Regions from separate parts of the Mus musculus genome. Here region 1 is linked to region 2. The links are chromatin loops, found by intact Hi-C in ENCODE. Cell type or tissue: heart. All regions are shown on one strand. Each heading gives the region's core, and the rest is flanking DNA. Links, peaks and the distances in the headings are about the cores only. Region 1 overlaps Ano2 (anoctamin 2). Region 2 has its middle 8.8 kb from the start of Ntf3.

Region 1 (11,596 bases), core at 3,136-7,135, 430 kb before region 2:
AGTCTTTTGTGCTTACATATACATTTCAGAATTCTATTTTTCTACCTCTCTGAAGAACCTCACTGCAATTTTTGATAGGGATTACACCGAGCCTGAACATTGCTTTTTGTGATCCACCATTTTCAGTGTTGATTCTGCCAATCCATGGGTGTGAAGGTGCTTCCGTCATCTGGTGTCTCTGGTGTCTTCTTCAGTATCTTCCCAGTGTTTTGAAAGCTTCATAGGAAAAGTCTCCTGCCCCCAATTCCTTGGTTAGGCTTATTTCTAGGAAGTATGTGTGTGTGTGTTAAAAAGATAATGTGAATGGATTTCCCTCTGATTTCTTTCTTAACAAGCTAATTATTTGTGTATAGAAATGCTATGAATTTTTCGATATTTGTATTGTATTCTGTTACATGGTTGAAAGTGCTAATCAGATCTAAGAATATACTGATGTAATCTTTAGAATTCCTTAAGTACAGGATCATATCATCTGCAAAGAGGGATACTATGACAACATTGGGTGCCTTCAGAGTGTCATGGCTATAGATGAAGTAGGGATAATGTGACTTCTACTTTGCTAGTTGTATCTTTCATTTCTTTCTCTTCCCTTATTGCTGTGCTTATTGCTGTGGCTAAGTCTTCAAGCACAGTGTCAATGAAAAGGGATAAAATGGATACTTCTACCTACTTACTCATTTTAGAGGAAATACCTTCTGCTTCCCCCCAGTTAGTTTAATGTTGGATATAAATTTGTCATATATAACATTTATTACATTGAGGTTGTACTTCTTCTATTCCTAGTTTCTTCAGGGCTTTTATAATGAAGGGATATTGAGCTTTGCCAAAGGCCCTTTCTGCATCTATTGAGATGATCAGGATTTCTGAACTGAGTATTTTTTTTTTCTATTGATTTGAATGTGTTGAACCATCCTCTCATCCTTGGAACGAAAGTAATCATTAAATTGTCCATATATCATGGTTACATGATCATTTAAATGATTGGTTGAATTAACTTTACAAATAATCTGCTGTGCTTTTGTGTCTGTTTGTTCAAGATATCTGTGAGTAGTTTTTATTTAGTTAGTTTTTTGGTTGTATCTTTATCTGATTTTGGAAACAAATAAACAATGGCTTCATATAATGAATTTGTAGCCATTCCCTCCTTTCCATTTTATGTAATAGTCTCAGGATCATTGGCACTAGCTTTTAAGATATCTGGTCAGCTTTTCTCCAAGAAAGCGAAGAAGGAAGCTCCTGCCCCTCCCAAAGCTGAAGCCAAAGCGAAGGCCTTGAAAGCTAAGGAGACGGCGATGAAAGGCGTCCACAGCCAAAATATCCTAGAAAGAGTGCGCCAGGAGAAACAAGCTTGACCACTATGCTATCATCAATCCCACTGACCACCGGGTCAGCCATGAAGAAAACAGAGGACAACAGCACTCTTGTGTTCACTGTGGATGTCAAGGCCAATAAACATCAGATCAAACAGGCTGCGAAGAAACTCTATGACATTGATGTGGCCAAAGTCACTACCCTGATAAGGCCTGACGGAGAGAAGAAGGCGTATGTTCGCCTGGCTCCTGATTATGATACTCTGTATGTTGCCAACAAGATTGGCATCATCTAAACTCAGTCCAGATGGCTAATTCTAAATATACACATTTTCCCCCATCATAAAAACAATATCTGGTCATATTAACCATTGAGACTGCCTAGTCCTAGACTTCTTTGGTTGGGAAAACTTTATTATTCTATTAGTCTCTTTACTTATTACTATACTAAGCTTTCAGCATACTTTAGGTTTAATTTGTTGTTCTCTCACTTTCCTCGAGACTTTGTAGCTTTTTGAAATGTGGGTTCTCAAAGAAGTCCTTGGTGACCCTGTGGCTTTAATGGACATCTCTTATAATGCCCTTCTTTTATATCTCACTTTGGTAATTAGAATCTTCTCTGTCAGCCTTGTTCACTTTTTCCAAGAAGCAGCTCTTTGTTCCACAGTCTTCGTTGCTCCTGTAACATCCTCGTCATTCCTTTTGGCTTAGACCTCTATTATTTCTTTGCATGTGCTGACTATGGATATGGCCTCCCTCTGGGAATGCAGTCCACCCACTTGGAGTCATACTCTTAAAGAAAATGGACTGTCCCTACTTCAGAAGCCATCCATTGCCGAAGCTCCTCAGAGAGGTGTAGGCTCCTGAGCCTCCCCCCCCCCCTCGGGGCTGGAATGTTAACTGACTTGATCTTGTGCAGACAGTCATGGCTGCTGAGACTTTTATGGGAGCTGTGATTCTGCTACATCCTCAGGCTTTGTTTTGCTCTGGTTCTCCCTGACCTCTGGATCTTTACTCTTGGTATTTGAGTGTGATGTTTTAATCGAGGCTCTTCTCCAGTGGTGTTCTTAAATGCCTCTTGTGTCTGGATATCCACTCCAGCCTTCAAACTTGGGGCTTTTTTTTTTTAATTTAAATCTATCACTTTATTGAATCAATTTCCTGTGATTTTAGTTTTTATTCCATTGCTCTTTTAATCCTAGTTCTTAGAACTTGTGATTATGATTTTCAATTTAAAAATAGTTTTAAGGCAGAGTCTTATAGAGCTCAGCCAACCTTTAATTCATAGCTGAGAGTGGCCAACAGGCCCTGCTCTGCCTACTTTGTCTTCCTAAGTGCTGGGGTTCCAGATAAGGTCATCATTCTCAGCTTTCTGCAGAGGCTTAAACCCAGGATTTCATATCTGCTAGACAAGCACTTCAGTAACTGAGCCATAGCCTATGTCTGATTTGTTTTTATTTATGTTATTTATTTATGTTTTAATTTTTAATCTTGAGTGTGCTATGACCTCCACCTTATCTTTCATCTCCAAGTCTTTATTTGATTTAATCTATTAATCAAATCTATTAATGATGACTTCTGTTGTTTTAAAATGAGATTGTTTTTCACTTATAAAATTTCTGCTTTGACCCCCCCCATCCCCACAAACTAATCTCCTTGCCATGTTTCTCTTGTGTGCTATTACCACCTTTTGACATGGCTGTATCCCTCATCCACACTCTGAATTCATTTCTTCCCTTCGTTCATCTTCTTGTCTCCTCTTGAAGTTATCTATCATTTTTATGAATTTTGAGTTCTCTGTATAGCATCCCAACCATGTCGCTATCTAGGTTTAGTAGATGAGGAGTTGTGTCCATAGAGACCCTGCACTGCCTTGGTTTCTCACACCTCCCACTTCTGTGTCATGATCTGCTGATTTGCCTGAGCAAGACATTCTTGGGGAGTCAGTCTTCACTAGTTTCAAAAGAAGAGAGACTATACTGCTGTAAAAGCAACAGCTTGAACCTGAAAAGGATGTGGAAAAGTGTGGGAAATCAACCTGAGCTAACCAGTGCACCAGCAAAGACCATGGAACAGAAGACAGCGAAGTCACAGAGAGCATGCTATAAAGATTAAAAAATATTTAGGGTAGAACTTAAAATATCATGGTGCTGGGGTTAACCCCAGCACTCAGGAGGCAGAGGCATTGGGATCTCTGAGTTTGAGGCCAGTCTGATCTATAGAATGAGTTCTGGGATAGCTGCTACAAAGAGAAAAAAATGTCTCATTTTTTTTTAACAGTATTGAATGAGCTAAAGAAGAAGGCAAGGGACAGGAAAAGGAAATGCGAAGCCGAGTCAAATATGAGAAAGGAAAAGGGAAATGGGGAATGACATTACAAAAGGAGAGAACAAAGAAAGAGATGTAAAACAACAGTGGTTCAAAATGCATAAATAAAATTAGACGACTTTAAAAGGAGGAATAAAAATAATAAAAGTTTGATAAAAAAAATTAAAATGAAGTCAAACTGCTACTGAAAGTCTACTGAAAAGAAGAAACCAAGGAGCACAGAACGGATGAAGCATTGGCTTGCCTGTGGCTGGCTCTTCTAAGCATGGGGGCCGTTGGTTTGGGCGGGGTCGGCTGATAGTGGACTGTCTTGACACGCCTGCCTACCTGTTAGGCTGGTGCTTAACCTGGATGGGTCAAGGGTGATGTGTCCACCAGAGATGCGTTCTCATGGAAACTCCTCCCTTTTATGTACCCGAGGATTCTGCTGGTTGCATCTGACCTTGTATTCTGTGGTCTGGGCAAGTTCTTCCACATCTCTTGGACTTACCAGTTTGTATATACTAGGATGTCGAATGTTCTAGCCAAGTGGTCTTTCCCAAGTGTTTTGTGAACGGGAAAGTGAACACAGACCTTCGGTGTGCACAGGTGGACCAGCGTCTGTTTTCAAATCCACGTAGCCGTAAACACTCTGCCTGGAGGACACAGCTGTAGATGTTAAAGACTCTGCCAGAACTCCAGAATTCCCAGTCTGTCTAGCAGAGCACCGCACAGCAGACAAGTGGCTCCTGAGGTTTGGCCACTCCCTGCCTGCCCTTAGGCTCTGGTCCAAGCAAAGACCTTTGACTCCAAGCAAAGCTTCTATCTCAGCCTCTTAGTGTGTCCACCTCTGGCCTCTCCCTCCTCACAGCTGCCTCCCGTCACTATTTCCTGCTGCCGCACTGTGGAAATTGACCCAGGTGCCGTGGGTTGTGGTTGTTACTCTGTGGGTTGTGGTTGTTACTGGGTTTGCAGGTTAGCTTAGCTTTGAACAGTATGTTCTCTTCCAAGACAGTGTCTGGTCAGTCTTCTGAGACTTGGAATGAAGCAATGCTGACCTCCGCTCTGTGGCTGACTGCTCACACAGTGGAGTCCCTGTCTCGCCAACGCCTCTAGCTGGATTTGAGTCTGTTGGCTTTCCCCCTGGATGATATTTCCAGTTTCTCTTCACCAGGGCCTGCTGACTTGCCTTTTGGATAGGATTGACTTTCCTCCTCAACCAGGGAGCAGTGGCGGAGCCTGGTGTTGCTTTCTCTTTTCCGGGCTGCCATTGTCTTTCTCTCTACTTTAAGACTGGGCAGTCACTCTCCTTGTGGTTTCTGATGCACGTCTGATCTTTCATTCTTTAGAACATTCTGATCTTTCTCTTCCTGTTATCCTGACTCTTCTCATTTACTGCATCACATGGAGGTAGTCTCAACCTGCCATGTGCTTTGGAAGTCTTCTTAGGACTAATTTTGATGAATAACCAAAAGCTGTTGGGCAAAAGAGGAACCCCGTCACTCTGTTCACCATGACAACGATGAAAATACAGAAGGCAGAGCATGATCGGATGAACGCCCTAGACTACCGGCATCTCTCAGCGACAGTCACAGTGGAGGAATGAGCTCTGTGCCACAGGAGGCCATTGCCTTCCCTAGGCCCCTAGGGGAAACTTTCCATGCTGTCAAGGACTTAAAGCTTGAGGGAATTATCACTTCTGGGTGTGATTGCTATCCCCAAGATGCGAATCTGGGTAGGAAAAAAAAATGTGGAATTTTAAACCCAGGGGTCACAAGCTACAGAATCCCTGATGAGTCCTTTTTTTCCACTTGTACACCTGCCCTTGCTTGTCCATAGACACATTGCCTGAATGTCTTTGCTTTCAGAATTTTTAACCTAAAGGGCCCATACTATTTGTATAGCTGTCATGAGTCCTCCCAACCACCAGGAGGAGGTCAAGAGCCTCAGTTGGATGCTTCATTAAAACAAACTGTACAAAGAATTACATTGGTGTCACAGAAGCCTCATCTAGCCAAACACTAGGCGGAGCCAGGGGAACCCCACAGAAGAGGGGAGGAGGCATTGTAGGGCGGAACAGTTGAGGATACCAGAACAGGACGCACAAAATCAACTATGCAGGGCTTGCAGGGACTCACAGAGACTGAGGTGACAAACAGGGACCCTGCATGGGTCTGACCTGGGTCCTCTGCATATACTTTATGGTTTTGTAGCTTGGTGGTCTTGTGGGACTCCCAACAGGGGTAGTGGGTGTTGTCTCTGATGCTTTTGCCTGTGCCTGAGACCCCCTTTCTTTCTACGAGGTTGCTTCGCTTGTCTAGCCTTGATAAGGCCTTGTCTCATTGCACCTTGTTGTGCCATGTTGGGGAGATAACCGCAGGAGGGCTGCAGTTATTTTTTTTAAAGGGAAGCAAAAGGGGAGTGAATCTCGGGAGAAGAAAGGGAGGGTGGGGGTCACTGGAAGGAGTGGACTGAGGGGAACTGACAGGATGTAATGTATGAGACGAGAGAGAGAGAGAAAGAGAGAGAGAGAGAGAGAGAGAGAGGTTAATAACTTGCTCTGAGACAAGTGTTTATTTCTCAGCCAAACACTGACTTCTAAGGTTTTGTATCCTCTCTACCTGGAAACCAGGCTGTTGTTTCTGGGTTAATTGTTGACTTACAGTTTGAGTTCCAGTCTTGTCTAGCCATCTTGACTCCTCTTCTAGACACTCTATCCCATGACCACGTTTGAGCAAATCTCTTTCTAGACTGTGATTGTTTATGTTACTAAACCAGGTTAATTTCTTTTCTCCCATGAAGCACTGAAATGATGAGTTTATTCACAGGATGGTCAAAGATGTACATCACCGGCTGCAGAGATCTGAGAGCAGATTTCAAATTCGGCTCCCCACAGAGTTGAAGCAGTTTATGAAATTGAGAAGCAGGGAGGTTGAGGTACAGGGGAGAGAGACTACCCAAAGAGGAGGGACTGACAGACAGTCTGAGCACATACCACACGACTCTGCATCAGACGTCTTGGCTTTGCCTGTGACACATGTTCGGAGGACCGCAATGTGAACATTATTTATAGGTTCAGGTGTCTGTTCTCTATGAATGTGACTTCTCTGGCTTCCTCATAAAATTGCAATCATGAGGGCATGGTTTCTGTTGTTGGCTAGGCATGCCTTGGGGTTAGGGAAGCGGGCAGCTCTGGGCACAGGCTCTCTGTTGAAAAAGCTTGGCTCCTCAGGTTGGTCTCAGGCTTCTTTGTGAGTGATCGCTAATCATACATTTTTACTGAGGGTGCTGCCAGGTCAGGCAGGGTTACTTGTTTAAATAATTTATCGCTGGAAGATTTAACTTTCACTCATCTGTGTTACAGCAAATCTGTCATCCCATTTACTGGAGTTCCAGGCCAGTCTATGAACTGTGGATTTTATCAATTTCTGCTCTTCTGACTATTCTTTTTTTTTTTTCTTTTTTAAAAAAAAGGTACAGGCATAAGTTCCCAACACACACAGGGTTTATTATAAACATATCTTGCAACCATGGCTAAGCCAGGTGTGGTGGCACAGGCTGTATCCACAGCACTCACAGGTGACATAGCAAAACCCTGTCTCGAAAAATTTAAGTATTGTGAGATGAGAAGAGAGACCTGTGGTTAAATATGCATAGCATTAAGTTACTGTCTTAGCCATTTGTAGTGTATAGCTGATGGCCACAAGTGCATGCCCACAGCGGTAGGACACCACCCTTCCTTCTGAAACCCTGTCTCCATTCAGTACTTACCCCGACCTTCCCTGGCGGCCACTCTTCCTTTGCTGTCGTCACGCATTTCACGACTCTGGGGGCCTCGCAGAGGTGGGACTGATCAGGATTTGGTCTTTCTTTAGTACCCTTTTATTTCACCTAGCACAATGTCCTATGTCTCCAAAGATCATCTGTATTATATGATGTGTCCAAAATTTATCTTATATTCCATTTATTTCTAATGTGCACAAAAAGTGATGGGTGGGTTTTGTGATGGCGTTGTCATGCATGTATGTCACTGTAGCCTTCTCTTCTTCATCCCCTGTTCTACCACAGCCCACACCTTCCCCACTAGCTGGCTCTGTTTCTGTCCTCAAACAGCTCTCTCTCCTGCTGAAATTTTCTTTTAAAGAAACAAGTTTATTTGGAGTGTATTGGTCTGCAGAGAAAAGGAGAACTTTAATGTGTGTGACTTGGTGACTGGGTACATAAGGATATCAGTGGTGGACACGTTGGACACCGCCTTTAATGTCTTGCCTTCTTGTGAGGTCACTCAACATTAAACTCACCGCTCTTACATGCCAATGTGTGATGCTGCCTTAGCTATGGGCATAATGTATGTGATGTACAGTGGACCACTAACTCTAACTCAGCCAATAGAATTGAAGCTTCATACATAGCATCACTTCCTGTGGCCCCATTCCTCAACCCCTGGTCACATGACTGTAGCCTTTGCTTCTGTGAATATGACTGTCATGTCAGCAGCTCTTCCAATGTTTATCCTTCCATGGCCGGTCCTCTTACTTAGCATAATGCCCTCCAGGTGGATTGCCGTTGTTGCCCGTGGCAGGATTTCCTTCATTTCTGAGACTGAATAAACTCACACACATAAAAATGTGTGCAGCACACTTTGTTCATCTACTCACCCATTGTGGACACTCGCATTGCCTCCATGCTTTGGTTGTGATAACACTGCTCTGCACAGAAGCGTGCATGTACGTGTTTTCCGGTCTGCTTTTCTTCTGTGCTTCTAAACGTGGTAGGGAGAGTCACGCATGTTGGGCAGGGCCCAAAAGAGACTGTCCAGGGCCTCTTTTTCAGTAATGCGGGCACCAAAGACTATGTTTGCCGCTTTTTGACTCACTTTAGATTTTCCTGGAACAGTTTTCTTATAACTTCATCTCCTAGCGCAGGCAGAAGTGGGCTTTGGCTTTGACCAGGGCTAGCCTGGGTAGACAAATTTTCGACTTCTCTAGTAGGTAGGGATGTATTCAGGTGATGCGGTCCAGTTAGAGGCATGAATATGCTACCTTCATGGTCTTATCTTTAGACATGTTCATTCCTCAAAGTCGCCCCCATCGTGGGCCAGAAAGATGGCACAGTGCTAAGAGGCCATCTGTAAAACTCAGAGCATGGTGGCATGTGCTGCTCAGTGTTTCCAGGCTTAGACTCTGAGTTCCAATGACACTCTGGGCAGGTCACCAAATCTTTGTTATGTTCTCTTGATGTTTTCTGTAAAGCAGGTAGGGATGGGGGGGTGGGGATGGGGGTGGGGAGGGAGGGGGTAGTGCATCCTTGTTGAGTTCACTGAGGAATTAAATGCATTAAAGATAAAGCATTAAATGTTCCTAGTGCTGTGTCTACCATACGGTAAGCTGCTCACTAAGTATTGGCTACTATCATTGTTGGGTTGAATTCTCACAGACACTTCTCTTTGCCCAGCCTTGATCATCAGTGAGGAAGCTGGGAGCATCAGACATAACCTGGGCCATGTCTTGTCTATGGTGGAAAGCCAGTTGTTCTCCTGCAAATCCTGGACACCAGCTCTGGTCCTGTAAGCTAGTGAAATCTCTGACACCTTGTAAAACCTCACTCCTTCCCTAATAACTTTCTGTATGAGTCAGGCCACCCTGAGTGTTTACACTTCCGGACTCTAGGGTGGGGAAAGGGGTGGTGGCTGCCACCGGCTCCGTAAGCTTCCAGGCAGCTGGGGGCAACTGGAGAGGTCAACCACACTGAAGGGAATTTTGTCTGGCGTCCATGGAATAGGAATATTAATCTGACACAAGGCCAGGGCAGGCTGGACCAGAGGGAGATGAAATCGTAGTGCAAGAATGTGGTGCTTCCTGGTAGGATCAGGCTGGAGCAAATCAGGAGCAGATTGCTGGCTGGCAAATGGGAAGTAACTAACGTGTGTGCCTTAGGGCCCCCTGGGCACTCTTAGTAGCAAGCCTGCCTGGGTCTGGGTTCTTCCCTCCTCACTGCGCAGTGGAAGAATGGGTTTGTGGATCCGTCTGTTGGTTTTTCTTTCGATTTTGTGTGCTTTATTCTTTAATCACATGATCTGGAGCCATCTGAAGGCCCAGCATGCTGCAGTGGGGCATGTGCCGGAGAGGAGACCCTTCTGACCGTGGCTTCCTTCCGCTGCATACTGTACAGACTGCAGCAGGCTGGCACCTTTGCCTGGGTACTACATTCCTTGTTTTCCTGGTGTCTGAGATACCATTGTGGGCTGACCACCTCCGAAAGATGTAGAGAGTATGGCTTTCCAAAAGCCCCCACCCCTAACCAAGAAGCCATAGTTTTCTCTAAGGGAGCCTCACCAGACAGGCAAGCTACATGTAAGGGAGGCTAGATGGCCCACACAAAACAAACTCACTGGTAGTTTGGAGATGTTTTGACTCATAATGCTTTGCTGGGCATTGGTTACCTTGTCTTTTGCTTATCCATTATGGTTTCTGATTTTCTCTTTTTATGGTTTTTGTATGTGTGCGTGCAAGTGTGTATCTGAGTATATACGTGTTTCCTTTGCTTTTTCTTGTGTGTATTTCTTTTTTCTCTCTTTGCTTTGTCGTTGTCTCCCTCCTTCTCTTCCTCCTTTTTTTCTAAATAGACCAGTCCATTTTCTAGGGACAAGGAGAAAGAAGGCTTGGGGTTGGATGGGTGGGATATGGAGAGGATCTTGGAGGAAGTGAGGACGGAGAAACTATGGTCAGAATATATTGTATAAAAATTATTCAAAAAAGAAAGAAAAGGAAGGAAGGGATGGACGAAGGAAGGGAGGGAGGGAGGGAGGAAGGCTTCTCTGACTCTAGCGTCTGACGTTGCCTTTAGACTTCCTTGTGGCCAGGCCATTGCTCTTCCTCAGGGGCTCTCTGGAGTGCAGGAAGAGGTACTAGGGAAGGGGGAAAGGGCAGGCTCCATTCGTGCTCGGTCTTCACAGCAGCCTGTGTGTGAGACCAGTGAAGTTCCTGGGAGAGGATCACACCTCTGAAACAGAGCTGCCCCTGCACTCTGCATAGAAGTTCAGAATCTTACCCTGTCCTCTCATGAATTTTGTAGGGTCCTTGTGGCGGTGCTGGAACAACCCTGTGTTGTTACTAGTATTGTGTTGTACCTTAACTGTGGAGAGCAGAGATGCCCTTCCCTTTGTTTACTGTTAGCTGTCTGTGCTCTATGATATGAAGCTGGGTTTTCAGATGGGTAGTCCCTGGTTCCCTGGTTCCCATAGCTGCTCCTCATTACCTTAGGACACATTTTAAACTTTCCTGTGTCCTGGTTTGTTTGTTTGTTTCTTCCTTTCCTTTCCTTTCCCTTTCCCTTTCCCTTTCCCTTTCCCTTTCCCTTTCCCTTTCCCTTCTTTCCCTTCTTTCCCTTCTTTCCCTTCTTTCCCTTCTTTCCCTTCTTTCCCTTCTTTCCCTTCTTTCCCTTCTTTCCCTTCTTTCCCTTCTTTCCCTTCTTTCCCTTCTTTCCCTTCTTCTTTCCCTTCTTTCCCTCCCTCCTTTCCCTCCCTCCCTCCCTCCCTCCCTCTCTCTCTCTCTTTCTCTCTTTCTTTCTTTCTTTCTTTCTTTCTTTCTTTCTTTCTTTCTTTCTTTCTTTCTTTCTTTTACCCTTGCTTTCCCCTCCCTCCCTCCCTCCCTCCCTCCCTCCCTCCCTCCCTCCCTTCCTTCCTTCCTTCCTTCCTTCCTTCCTTTTCTATGCTCCTTTCCCTGTGTTCCCCCTTCCTTCCCTCATTTATTTCTTGTTTTCTCATGGTACCTGAGATGGAGCCCCAGCTTACACACCTCCATTGTGTACACTGGTTTATTTGCAAAATGAGGTTTTTAATATACTCCCATAGAGCAGGCATTAAGCCAGTCATTGTTAGGTATCATAAGAATTACTTATAAATAAAAACACTGCTTAAATATGTCAGAGTGGAAGTGATGGATGGGATTGGCCATCTCATCCAAGCTCCTTATCTTTAT
Region 2 (11,596 bases), core at 2,735-6,734:
CCTACCCTTATCTTTTGTAATAGCGCCACAGTGTGGTTGAAACTCTAAACAGAAAAAAAGGAGAAGGTGGAAAAGCTTGGAAAACTGCATTTACTTCTATTGCAGTTCAGTGGACTGCCATCCGCTTACCTGGAGTGGAAAGGGTTTCTCATGCAGCAATAGTGTGTGTATGGTGAATATTGACCCAGGAAATGAGAAAAGTGGTCCCGTTTGACCTGTAGGTGACAAAGGTACCCTTCATTATGCAGTTAGCCTTGGCTCACAGAGCTAGCTAGACCTCGTGTTGTTTCTTTTACTTGCCTTTGTATAAGTAGCGTGCCTTGGCGGATCCTAAAGTATCTCTGAGTTGCCTCTGTTGCTGGAGGGTCCTAAGGCTGAATAGCCACAACACTTGTGCTTACTTTTGCTCTCATTCACCATCCCCGAGTCACTGAGACAGCTGTTCCAGATGAGGAAGGCAGAAAGTCTACATTTCCAAAACAAAGTGAAGGCAAAAGGTGTCTGTATTAGAAATAGGAACTTAGGGTCGGGGCGTTCCATGCACTGTATCATTTTGGCTCCCCATGCCAAATGTGTTAAGCACACGGGCTAGCCTGCCAGTTAGCAGTGGTCCCCAAATGCCCTGGAGCATATATGAGACATTATTTGGGAGGATTATCCCCCCCCCCCCCCATGAGATTATTTGTCCCTGGTAGCTGGGTGATGTGTCTATGTTTATTCAGTAAGCTTAGCTTTCTCTAAAATGTCTGCCATCTTAGGAAAGCACATGTTGGCTCCAAGGACCAGCTTAGATCTAGTAGAGATATTAGAAGCGGTATTCTGCTGGAGAGATGGCTCATTGGTTAAGAGCACCGGCTGCTGTTTCAGAGGATGTGGGTTTAATTCCCAGCACCCGCATGGCAGCTCACAACTGTCTGTAACTCTAGTTCTAGATGATCTGATGCCTTCATACAGACATACATGCAGGCAAAACACCAATGCACATAAAAATAAATAAGTTAGTCACAGTCTAACATCTTTTTTGGAAGGGTTGGTTTTGTAGAGTGACAAATGTTTCACATTGCTCTCAACCTTCTCAACATTGTTTTCGGACAGGTTTCCTAGCTGATCAAAATCCATCGAGAGTTGGTAAAGTAGTAGGAGTCTCCCAGGTACATTAGGAGGACTAAGTAAATCCAGTAATTTGAAACTTACAGCATAACACCTGTCACAGTGCAAGCCCCAGGCCTTACAAGGACATCTTGGTCAGTCTACTGGTGAGGGATTCTGATCTTTAGAAAGAAAAGCATTAGCCGGGCGTGGTGGCGCACGCCTTTAATCCCAGCACTCAGGAGGCAGAGGCAGGTGGATTTCTGAGTTAGAGGCCAGCCTGGTCTACAAAGTGAGTTCCAGGACAGCCAGGGCTACACAAAGAAACTCTGTCTCGAAAAACTAAAAAAAAAAAAAAGAAAAAAGAAAAAGAAAAGAAAAGAAAGAAAGAAAGAAAGAAAGAAAGAAAGAAAGAAAGAAAGAGAGAAAAGCATTTATTAGTTGGGTTCCATGTATATTTTACTAATATAACTGTGTGCCTGTGTGCATGCACGTGTCTTCACATATGTATTTGTCTTCCCAGACAGTAAGAAGTGAGCAGAATGAGGCAGTGGACATACATACAGTTTATTTAACTTCCTAATGTGGACTTCATGAGAGAGAGAGACAAAGAGTTTAAAAATCTCATTCTATTCATTCCCCACCTCTGAGGCAGAATCACTTCCCATTCAAGAGGAAATTCCAGCACTTCCTCCACGGTTAACAGATTGCCTAGTGGATTACTGCCCTATTGTTATCCTTAATTATGTTCTTGGGCTTATGCTGAGAAATATAATGTATTGCATGGAACAACAATGAATCAACTCATTTTGTGAAATAGAACGCATATTTATAATTAGGCTTCAAAAAAATTATCCCTAATGATAGAGTGAAGGTGTGTATGCCTGCCACACAGGTGGATCTCGGAGTCACAATAAACTCTCCTGCTTTGCCAGTCACGACACGAATTCCTAACCACCCTATAAATTAGCTTTATGCTGTACCAAACTCCACTCATAAAAAAAAAAATGACATTAAGGTTTCCTAGGTAACTAATGCATTTCCAAAGGGAATAGGTCTCAGGAGACAAAGAGGGCAGGGAAAAGGATGGGGGAGGGGAAGAAAAACGTAAAAAAAAAAAAGCATTAGATTAGGCCCATGTGACATAAACAGAATATTTCACGGGGAGAAACCATAAAGTTTTACTGTGTGCGTTTGACGTAGATATGGCATTGCCATCAATTCTATCTTTGGGCAATAAAATACCCCATAGATGATCCTCCTATTATATATGCCAGTGTTTCTCCTTGCAGATTCAGTTATAGACTGAGAAACCTTGACCCTTCAATTCAACTGCTGGGCTGTACCCTTGATGAGCCAGCTAACCCGAGCCTGTCTTTCCACTCGTGTATTGAGATGTCACCAAATGACAAGATGAAAGGGAGAAGTGAGGTCATCACCATGGGCCCAGAAACCAAGAACTTCGGTGCGACCCATCACAGAAACGCTTCCCTCATACCAGAAGCGATGGCCTTTTTGATCATAGTCATTTGTGAGAGATAAGGATCCCCAGGCCTTTGGTGATTATGTCTACAGTGGGGACTCATTAGGGTGTTTGATACATCCTATCCAAGCTTTTATGGGGTCTGTGACAGTGACTCTTCATTGTTCACTTGAGAGTTTAGGATCACTTCGGAAACAGCCCCAGGGGTGTGTCTATGAGGGTGGTTCCAGGAGGTTTAACTGGGGGTGGGGGTGGGGGTGCGGGTGGGGCAAAGATATGCCTTGGCTGTAGGAAGCACCATTCTGTGGGCTGAGGTCCCAGACTAAAAACAATAGGGGCCTGCCAATAGTGAGTGGACACCAGCATGCATTAACCTGGGCTTCTTGATTGCACACACACACACACACACACACACACACACACACACACACAATGTAAACAGTACCTTACACCCATGCAAACAGGAACGCCCTGCCAGGAGGGACTGGTCCTTCATATCAGAAGCCAAAACAAACCCTTCCTTTCTTAAGCTGCTTTCGTTAGGTGTTTTGGCACAGCAACAAGAAAAGTAATTACTAGACTGTCCCACGTAGAGTTGCTTTTAAAAACTTCTTTTTAGATTTGCTTTTATTTGTGGGTATATGCGTGTTTCTCTGTGTGTGCCACCTGTGAGCAAGTACCCTTGTAGGCCAGAAATGCATTACAGAACCCACAGAAGCAGCTTGCCAGGGATCAAGGTTGCCTGGGGGTTTGGGAGAAGATAGGCAATAGAGGCTGTGAGCAGGATTTCATCCGGTCTAACTATGAGCCACATAGGTGAGCATGTCTTACTACAGGACAGTGACTTGTCATATAGGAGAGTGATTCCTCTATTGATCCATCCTCCAAGGAGATTTCTCTGTGAAGGCAACTGTTCATGACAGCTTAGGTAAGAGAGCTATCACAGACCTGCTAGACAAAGCCTTTGGTGCCAGGGTTCTAAGAAATTTATCTAAGGGGTTAGACCATTGGCTTTGCTCCAATGGTTGAAAAGACGTTTAAATCAAAACTCCTTGCATTTGCAGAATCAAGACATGGAGGGAGAAAGTGGTCGAGCCCCGAGATTGTAATAACTCATAGGTGAATGCCTACCCAGAAATTATGGGATCTGAACCTGAACCTGTAGATAGTGGATGGTTAGCTACCTACGTGTGTTTTATTTGAATTCCACCCAGTAGCAACTGGTCACTCATACAAATGTCTGTCCATTTAGCACAGAAACAGACTTGGATGTCACCTTTGAAGCCTGCCTGTGGGCAAGCTTCAAAATCTGGAGCTGCTTTCAGATAATAACCACAAAGCACACGATTTGCATGCTGTCTCTTTATCGAATCCTCTTCTCTGCCTCCAATAACGGATGAGAGGCTCCTCTTGGTTCTCCCCACGCCTTAAGAGGTCTCCCATAGGTAGCTTGCAAAAACAAGTCCCAAAACCTAGAAATCACAGCCTTTGACATGGAGAGAATTACTTTTCAAATTACAATAGTCGTCTCTTCACCCATGTTCAACCACCCATCTGAACCCAGAGACACCTTTAAAAGAAAGCAAACCAGAGAGGCGAGCAGCAGATTGGAAATGTACAGCCTTCTACACATAGCTGTTAATAAATCAAAAGCAGTGAGTTTTGCCCAGAGTTAGCAGGGAGTCTGTGGTTAATGACAATGGAATCAGACCTGGCAAGGGATCACAAGATGACACACTGGTCCACACCCCTTATCTCAAGTTGGAAAACAGAGACTGGCTGCCATGTGGAACCAGCACATGAATGGCTTGCATTCTTTTGGAGCTGGAAGGTGTCTGAGAGTTTCCTAGTCAAGTCCTTCACTTCACAGAAGGAGTCATTGTGATACAGGGAAGTGAAGGGACTTGCCTGAGAACACACAGAAAATCAGACTCATCAGTGAGTGTGTGGTACCCACACTCCTGATTCCCAGCATGCTCGTTTTTCTGCCTGTTCAACCCCAAGAGACATGTGATTATTTCCTCCAGGGTACCTTCTGTCCACCACTCTCGATTTCCTATCATTTCTTTTTGCCTCTCTTTACTTATTTCAATCTATTTTAATATTTCATTTCCTTTACATTTTTCCCTTTTGATGACTGGCCAAACTTGAAAGAAAGCATGTAGAAGGCAAAGTTAAAGTGAGAACTGGAAGGGTTTTAATCGAAAGGAGGTTAAAGCAATAGTTTTGTCTTAGTGATGGTGACATGAGGTTGGCTCTTTCTGAAGATAGCACTTTACAGTGATCTTTCCTCATTCTTAGAGATTTTAATGGATGCCTGAAGCCTCAAAGTGTGTGTGTTGTTTTCTATGCATATGACTAAGACAAGATTTAACATGTAAATACAATACAGTAAGACTAACAACCAATAACAAAACAGAACAATTACAGCAGCGTACTGTTGTGAAAGCCATTTTAAATTCACGAGCTTTATATTTCTGGAATTTTCCATCTAAGATGTTCAGATTCTTGTTGGCCATGGGTAATGACAACTGGAAAAGTGGGACTCTCTCCCCTTAGATAATCTCTGTCTAATTGTTGATGGTTGTTATAGATGACCTTACAAGGCTCCCATCTAAAAACTGTTCACCATTTCCTCTTTTGCTTCCTCCTCTTCTTCTCTGTACATTAAAAAGTGACCAAATGGTTCAATTTAATAAAGCAATATTTGGTAAGAAATTTAATTTCAATTGCTAACAAAAGCTGGCAGATCTACAAGATCTCCAGGAGAGGGCTAGTGTGGATAGCTGGGAGCTTTAGGGAGCTGACATCAAGTGAAGTCCAAGGTGATGTCTCAGAAACACAGAATTCCCCTAAACAGAACCACTCACTGCCTCCATAGCTATTGAGTTGTTCTCTGTGACTCTGAGGTGATCTTGGGCATAAAACTGCCTTGAAGTAAGACTGTGTAAGGGGTTCAAGGTTGGTTGGGTAGCTGATCAGTCAAGATCCCTTCTTAGTGTGAGAATCACATGCTAGAGATCTGGTGCCTTGAATACATGTGGGTACCTTCTCCAAGTCTGTCACTGATATAATGTAAAATTATTTTGGGCTGTGCCTGGATAAACACTTTTAAATTTAATAGTGATATTTACATTGTATTAATCCATCAAATCTATTTCTAGAGATATAAAACTTCCCTAAAGTACTTTTATTGGGAAACTTGACTTCTGGCTACGTAGGCTAATTTGTAATATGTAGAGCTTTCCTTCAAGAATATCTTTAAAAGCTGGGAAAATACTTTAAAAGTCATTTGAAGGCTCCATTTATGGCTTGGCTGAGGAAACTCTGGAAGACCAAATTTCCAACATTTAAAAACTATGTCCCAGGACTTGAGGGTGACGGTAACTGGACTGTACAAAAGAAGCTGGGTACAGGGTGAAATTATCTTTCATCTTTGTTTTGTGGTTAAGGGTTTTAGGTTTCTAGTTTAAGAGCAAGCCATAGTTGGGTCATGAAGTGGGAACAAGTTACAGATGATGAAGAAAAGGAAAATTCTCAGTCATACCTGAGATATCAACAGTCCTCTTTAGGAAATGAGAACATTTTAAAAATGTCAGTAAAGAGAAAGATGGTCCTCTATGCAACTCTGACCCCATTGCCATCTGTGGAACACCACACTGATTTGTTCAAGATATGCATTCTGTTCAAGGATGTGTGGTCTGTTTATCACAACAAGCTGTGTGCTGGGCACAGATCATGTCCCAATCAAGTCAAAGAAAGAATATAAAATTAAGCTATAAATCCATAAGAGGAGGAAATGCCAGCAAGCTGTTGAGGTAGAGAAACCATTCTCAGCAATAATGAGGGAAAACTATAAATACACAGAATAGCAAGAGTGGATTTCAAAGATGTTATGCTCAGTCAAAGATGCTTTGGAGAAAATATTTTATCTGATTCGACACTTTTTAAAAACTAGGTTTTAAAAAATGATGTGCATGTATGTACGCCTGTGTGTGGGTGTATGTGTGTGAAAGTGCGGGTATCCATGGAGACCAGAAGAGGGTGTGAGATCTTCTAACTCTAGAGTTTACAGGGGGATGTGAGGTGCCTGGTGTGAGTACTGGGAATTGAACTTGAGTCTTGTGAAAACAGGATATGCTCGTAACCTCTGAACCATCTCTCCAGCCCTCTGATTCAGCTCTTAGAAAGTTCTAGAGCAGCCAGCAGGAAGAATCTGCTATACACTTACCTCTGCAGTGGGAGGAGTGAGAATTGACTGGAAAGAGATACTAAGGAATTTCCTGGAATAATAATAGCTTAGATTACAGGGTACACATTTGTCAAAACATTCAATGTTCATCTAAGGTATATGCCATTTATTTTATGTACACGTATCTAATGATAAATATCCATTAAACAATATCGAATTCAACTTAATTAAATGCAAGCAGAAGTATTTTAAGAAAGAAGTCCTGATGTCCTTTATTTATTCTGAAATTCATCAAAGAATGAAGATGGATTGGTGAACAGAGGGATAAGTAGATAGAGAGACACGAAAGAAGCCAAGTATTGTAAATTCAGATGGTGGGATCTAGTCTGCGGATATAACCATTCAGTATAATATTACCTCTCCCTTACATCTGAAATTCCCATAATGAAGAACAGAATGAAAATGAGCGCATTTTGAAATAACTGGACAGCAGCCAGAGCATTGTGGGTGTGAGGGACAGGATCTCTGGAAGGGGACAGTGCAGGAAGAAAGAGGCTCAGCCTTGATGCACTTCCCCCTGAGGCACAGGCAGGTTTGTAAGTGGTGGCTGGGAAGACATGACTGATATGAGCTTCAACAGTCTTTGCAGGCTCCAGAGATGGACATTGGAGTTAAGATTCACCAAGGAACAGTGCCTCTTAGTAGTGACTATTGCAAGCCCGCTTAGTGCCAGGAAGGAAACAAAGCAGAAACACCTTTAAAAGGAGAGAAATTCAGGTATTAAACATCTCAATCCAAAGATGAATTTTCTTCAGTCTGATTGCATCATAAAGACAAAGGAAATTTTTTTATTGTTTTAAAAAAAGAACAGTGTGCTTTAAATGATTTGTACAATTCTATCTATGCACTCTATATCCTTCAGTTGTGAATTATTAAGAAATGGGTCTAAATCATCAAGGACCTAAAGAAAAAAGTCATAACACACATATAAGTGGCGTCCTACAGGTAAGGAGATATGAATCAGAAGAGATCACATCACAGTGTTAGAAAGCGAATGGAAGACACCGATTGACATACCCAAGAAATTAAGCAAAACTGAGTGTGTATAAATAAAAAGAAAAGCACCTTTCCCCCTGGCAAATTGTAGCAAATCCATTGAAAACAAAAATAGAAAGAAAAAGTCATCAAAGAAAAGTCATAAAAGCATACCTTTTATTCTGTTGCAGTCAGAAGATGGGGTGGCGAGGCAACAAAGGCACATAAATAAGAGTAGAAAATAGATGGCAATCTCAAATCTTTTATCTAGGAACAAAAATATTCTTCAAAATGGCTGAAATAAAGTTTCCCTTGGACTATTGAAATCTGAGGAGTACCTTGTTGAAGAATGTGCAGTCATGGAATGTTAATGGCAGTTGCTCTGGCATGGTGGAAATGATTTCATGGAAAAGATGGAGACGGGAGCGAAGTGACACAGCAATGTAAGACTTAAGTATGAGGGGAATGTGGCTGTGTATTAGCAATGGAGCTGTGCCTTGTAGACTTAAATCGCTGTAAGCAGACAAAAGACAAGCGAGCTGTGAGTGGGCGAAGGACTGAGACATTCATGCATTCTGTGGGAAGGGATAAAATGCTTGGACACGTTGGACTCTAAACATTGGAGTTTAGGGCACTGAAGAGAAGCTTAGTGGTTAGGGATACTTGCTGCTCTTGCAGAGCTCCCAGGACTGGTTCACAGCACCCACCATGTGGAAGCCCACCGGAACTGAAGCTTCAGAGGATGTCTGAGAACTCTTGTGGCCTCTGTACACATAAACACTGAAGACAAAACCCTTATACAAACAAAATAAGATAAAATAAACATTTTCTAAAATTAATATTTTAATAAATATATAATTTTCAAGCAACATAAGCATAAGATATGATTATCCAATCCAAGACATCTACAAACTAAACCTATAAAACCTTTAACCATCAAGGATTCATTTTTCTAAGTGATATAAATCTGGCATTATATTTATTTGCTTTTAAATAAGAGAAAATAATCATATTCAAATAATAAATAGGTTTCTAATAAACCTATTTTGGGGCTTTGTGGGTAATTTATAAAAAATGTTTCTTCAAAGTTATTTATTCGCCAACTGTTGGATATGGAAACCAGGGCCTTGGTAGGTAAGAGTTCTACCACTGAGCTACACCCTAGCTTCCAAAATTACTTCGTATAAAGAGAATAAGATCAATTAATTATTATTTTTTCTTTTTTTCGAGACAGGGTTTCTCTGTATAGCCCTGGCTGTTCTGGAACTCACTTTGTAGACCAGGCTGGCCTCGAACTCAGAAATCTGCCTGCCTCTGCCTCCCAAGTGCTGGGATTAAAGGTGTGACCCACCACGCCCAGTTCCAATTATTTATTTATTTATTTATTTATTTATTAGGTATTTTCTTCATTTACATTTCCAATGCTATCCCAAAAGCCCCCCCTCCCCTCCCCTACCCACCCATTCCCACTTCTTGGCCCTGGCGTTCACCTGTATTGAGGCATATAAAGTTTGCAAGACCAAGGTGCCTCTCTTTCCAATGATGGCTGACTAGGCCATCATCTGCTACATATGCAGCTAGAGATACGAGCTCCAGGGGGTAGTGGTTAGTTCATATTGTTGTTCTACCTATAGGGTTGCAGACCTCTTTAGCTCCTTGGGTACCTTCTCTAGCTCCTCCATTAGGGGCCCTAAAAAATTGAGTTTAAATGCTATCTCTATGACAACCACAGGTTCACGAATAGGAGGAATGTTTAATACGCTAACCCAGGGGATTAAGTTCAAAGAAATCCATAAAAGAGAGGAAGGGGAGCCTACGACAGATGAGGCAATCCAAACACATTCATTAGTTATTGATGCATTTGTTAATATGTATATGAATACAATGAAATAAATGAACCTAGATAACTGACCAAAAGTGTGCTATACAGCAACTGCATAAAAAACTGTAGAGTATCAAGACATCAATCCAAAGAAAGATGATGGCCCTATAGCCCTATACAGACACCAGACACAATAGGCAAGCAAGACTAGAAATAAGGAAGGAGAATGTAGAACAATGTTTAATTGACGTAAAATCCAAACACTCATATACCCCGTACTGTATGTTTATTGACAGGGAATATAACACAGAGAACAAAACACAGACAGGAAGAAGAAAGAGGAACCAACAAAACCAAATAACTTCAAACCAGCAAAACAACAACCAAAACCCATCATAGTATATAAAACTTTAATATGCATTTCCCCCAAATTCATAGATCAAATGAACAAAAAAAAATCACAATAAAGTTATGAAAGATTTGCACAATGTGGCAAATCAAATCGGCTTACTGGCAACACATTTTACTTACTGCAACTGCTGTGTGTGGAACGGAAGTGAGCCAGCTCTAGCTCAGCTTCCTATGAGGGAGTCCCAAACATCAGTGTAGCATCTGGAGTCATTTGAAGGGTTAGATGATGTTCCCAGGAAGAAGCACTTTCTCTCTCAATGCCACATGACTGTACAAGGGGAAGGCATCCACTTGCAACCAGGAGATGAACCCTTGCTAGGATCTAACCATGGAATTCTAAACTCTGGAAATGTGGAAAAATATACTCCTGCTATAAGTAACCTAGTTTATGGTGTGTTATTATGGCCACTAATCATGCCTGACTGTCCTCTGAGCTACATGACTGCCATCTTGGGGCAGTCAACTGTGTGCCCCTTGATAAAGAGTATTCCAGATGAGCTTGTTCATAGCGTGCTCCTCCTCTCAGAGGATCAGAGAGGGTCAGGGAATCTTCACTTGAGCATCCAGTTGCTTTCAACTCTGCTTTAATTGCACACAGCCTGGGGGAGGAGCTAGAGTAGACAGGACTGGAAGACCCAAATCAGGACTCCATCTATGCAGCTATGGTGAATCCTTCATCCCTGCTGGGTAAAGCATCCACATCCTGTAAGCGACTCTTCATCTAGTCTCTGTAAGGAAGCCCTCCAAACTCATCCGTTCCCTGGTGTGAGCTTTAGTGGAATAGTGCTTTGGTTGCTCCTTGGGATCTAAGAAGCAGGGGTAGTTTTGCTTGGGGTGGGTTGGGGGATTTTAGCCATGCCACTGGAGCTGACTAACACAGCATCCAAGAGTTACTTTTGAGTATACTGTAGCAAGCAATTAAAACCAATAACAAGTTGGAGCACGAAACAAGAGTCAGAAGTATCAATGGTTTAAAATAATATGTTACACTTTCTTGGGAGACAACTTTATAGTAAATGCTGAAGAAACATTGAATATTAATTCATTTACTTTTGTGTGACTCACAAGATAAGTTAAATATTTAAACTAATTGTTAAAATGTAAGCAGATATATGTATCAAAAGATGGCCTAGTCGGCCATCACTGGAAAGAGAGGCCCATTGGACACGCAAACTGTATATGCCCCAGTACAGGGGAACGCCAGGGCCAAAAAAATGGGAATGGGTGGGTAGGGAAGTGGGGGGGGGGTATGGGGGGCTTTTGGGATAGCATTGGAAATGTAATTGAGGAAAATATGTAATAAAAATATTTTTAAAATGTAAGCAGTTGTATGGGACTCAAAGCAATAAATAAAGGCAAATATGATTAAGAAATAATTAGAGCTAAAATTAATTTAATTTAATTTAATCTAATACTATCTTGAGAAGTCAGAAGACAAAGGACCAACTAAATAAAAGCAGTAAGTAATAAAATTATGGCATAAAACTGAAATTAATATAAGAGAAAACAAAGTTATTACAGAGAAGTTAAAATTTTTAAATGATTTTGTTAAACATCTTCAAAA

Evidence for each region. A loop is a pair of places that touch in the nucleus more often than their neighbours do. Peaks named below come from ENCODE experiments on the same cell type or tissue, not always from the same donor. Only the 100,000 strongest peaks of a DNase experiment are listed, where the experiment ranks them.
Region 1: a loop joins it to region 2, with 4 times the contacts of the local background. A loop is called at or near these places in 3 of 42 quality-filtered maps.

Annotation. Positions count from the first base shown.
Region 1 is chr6:125,738,190-125,749,785 of GRCm38, forward strand. All of the region lies in intron 3 of Ano2 (anoctamin 2), which reads left to right. Among named protein-coding and RNA genes, the nearest start is that of Gm38898, 47 kb to the right of the region's middle. In heart, for the core only: a CTCF peak has its summit at 5,545 (motif pointing right); no DNase peak of the experiment used is centred there.
Region 2 is chr6:126,167,963-126,179,558 of GRCm38, forward strand. No RefSeq gene overlaps it. Among named protein-coding and RNA genes, the nearest start is that of Ntf3, 8.8 kb to the left of the region's middle. In heart, for the core only: no CTCF peak of the experiment used is centred there; no DNase peak of the experiment used is centred there.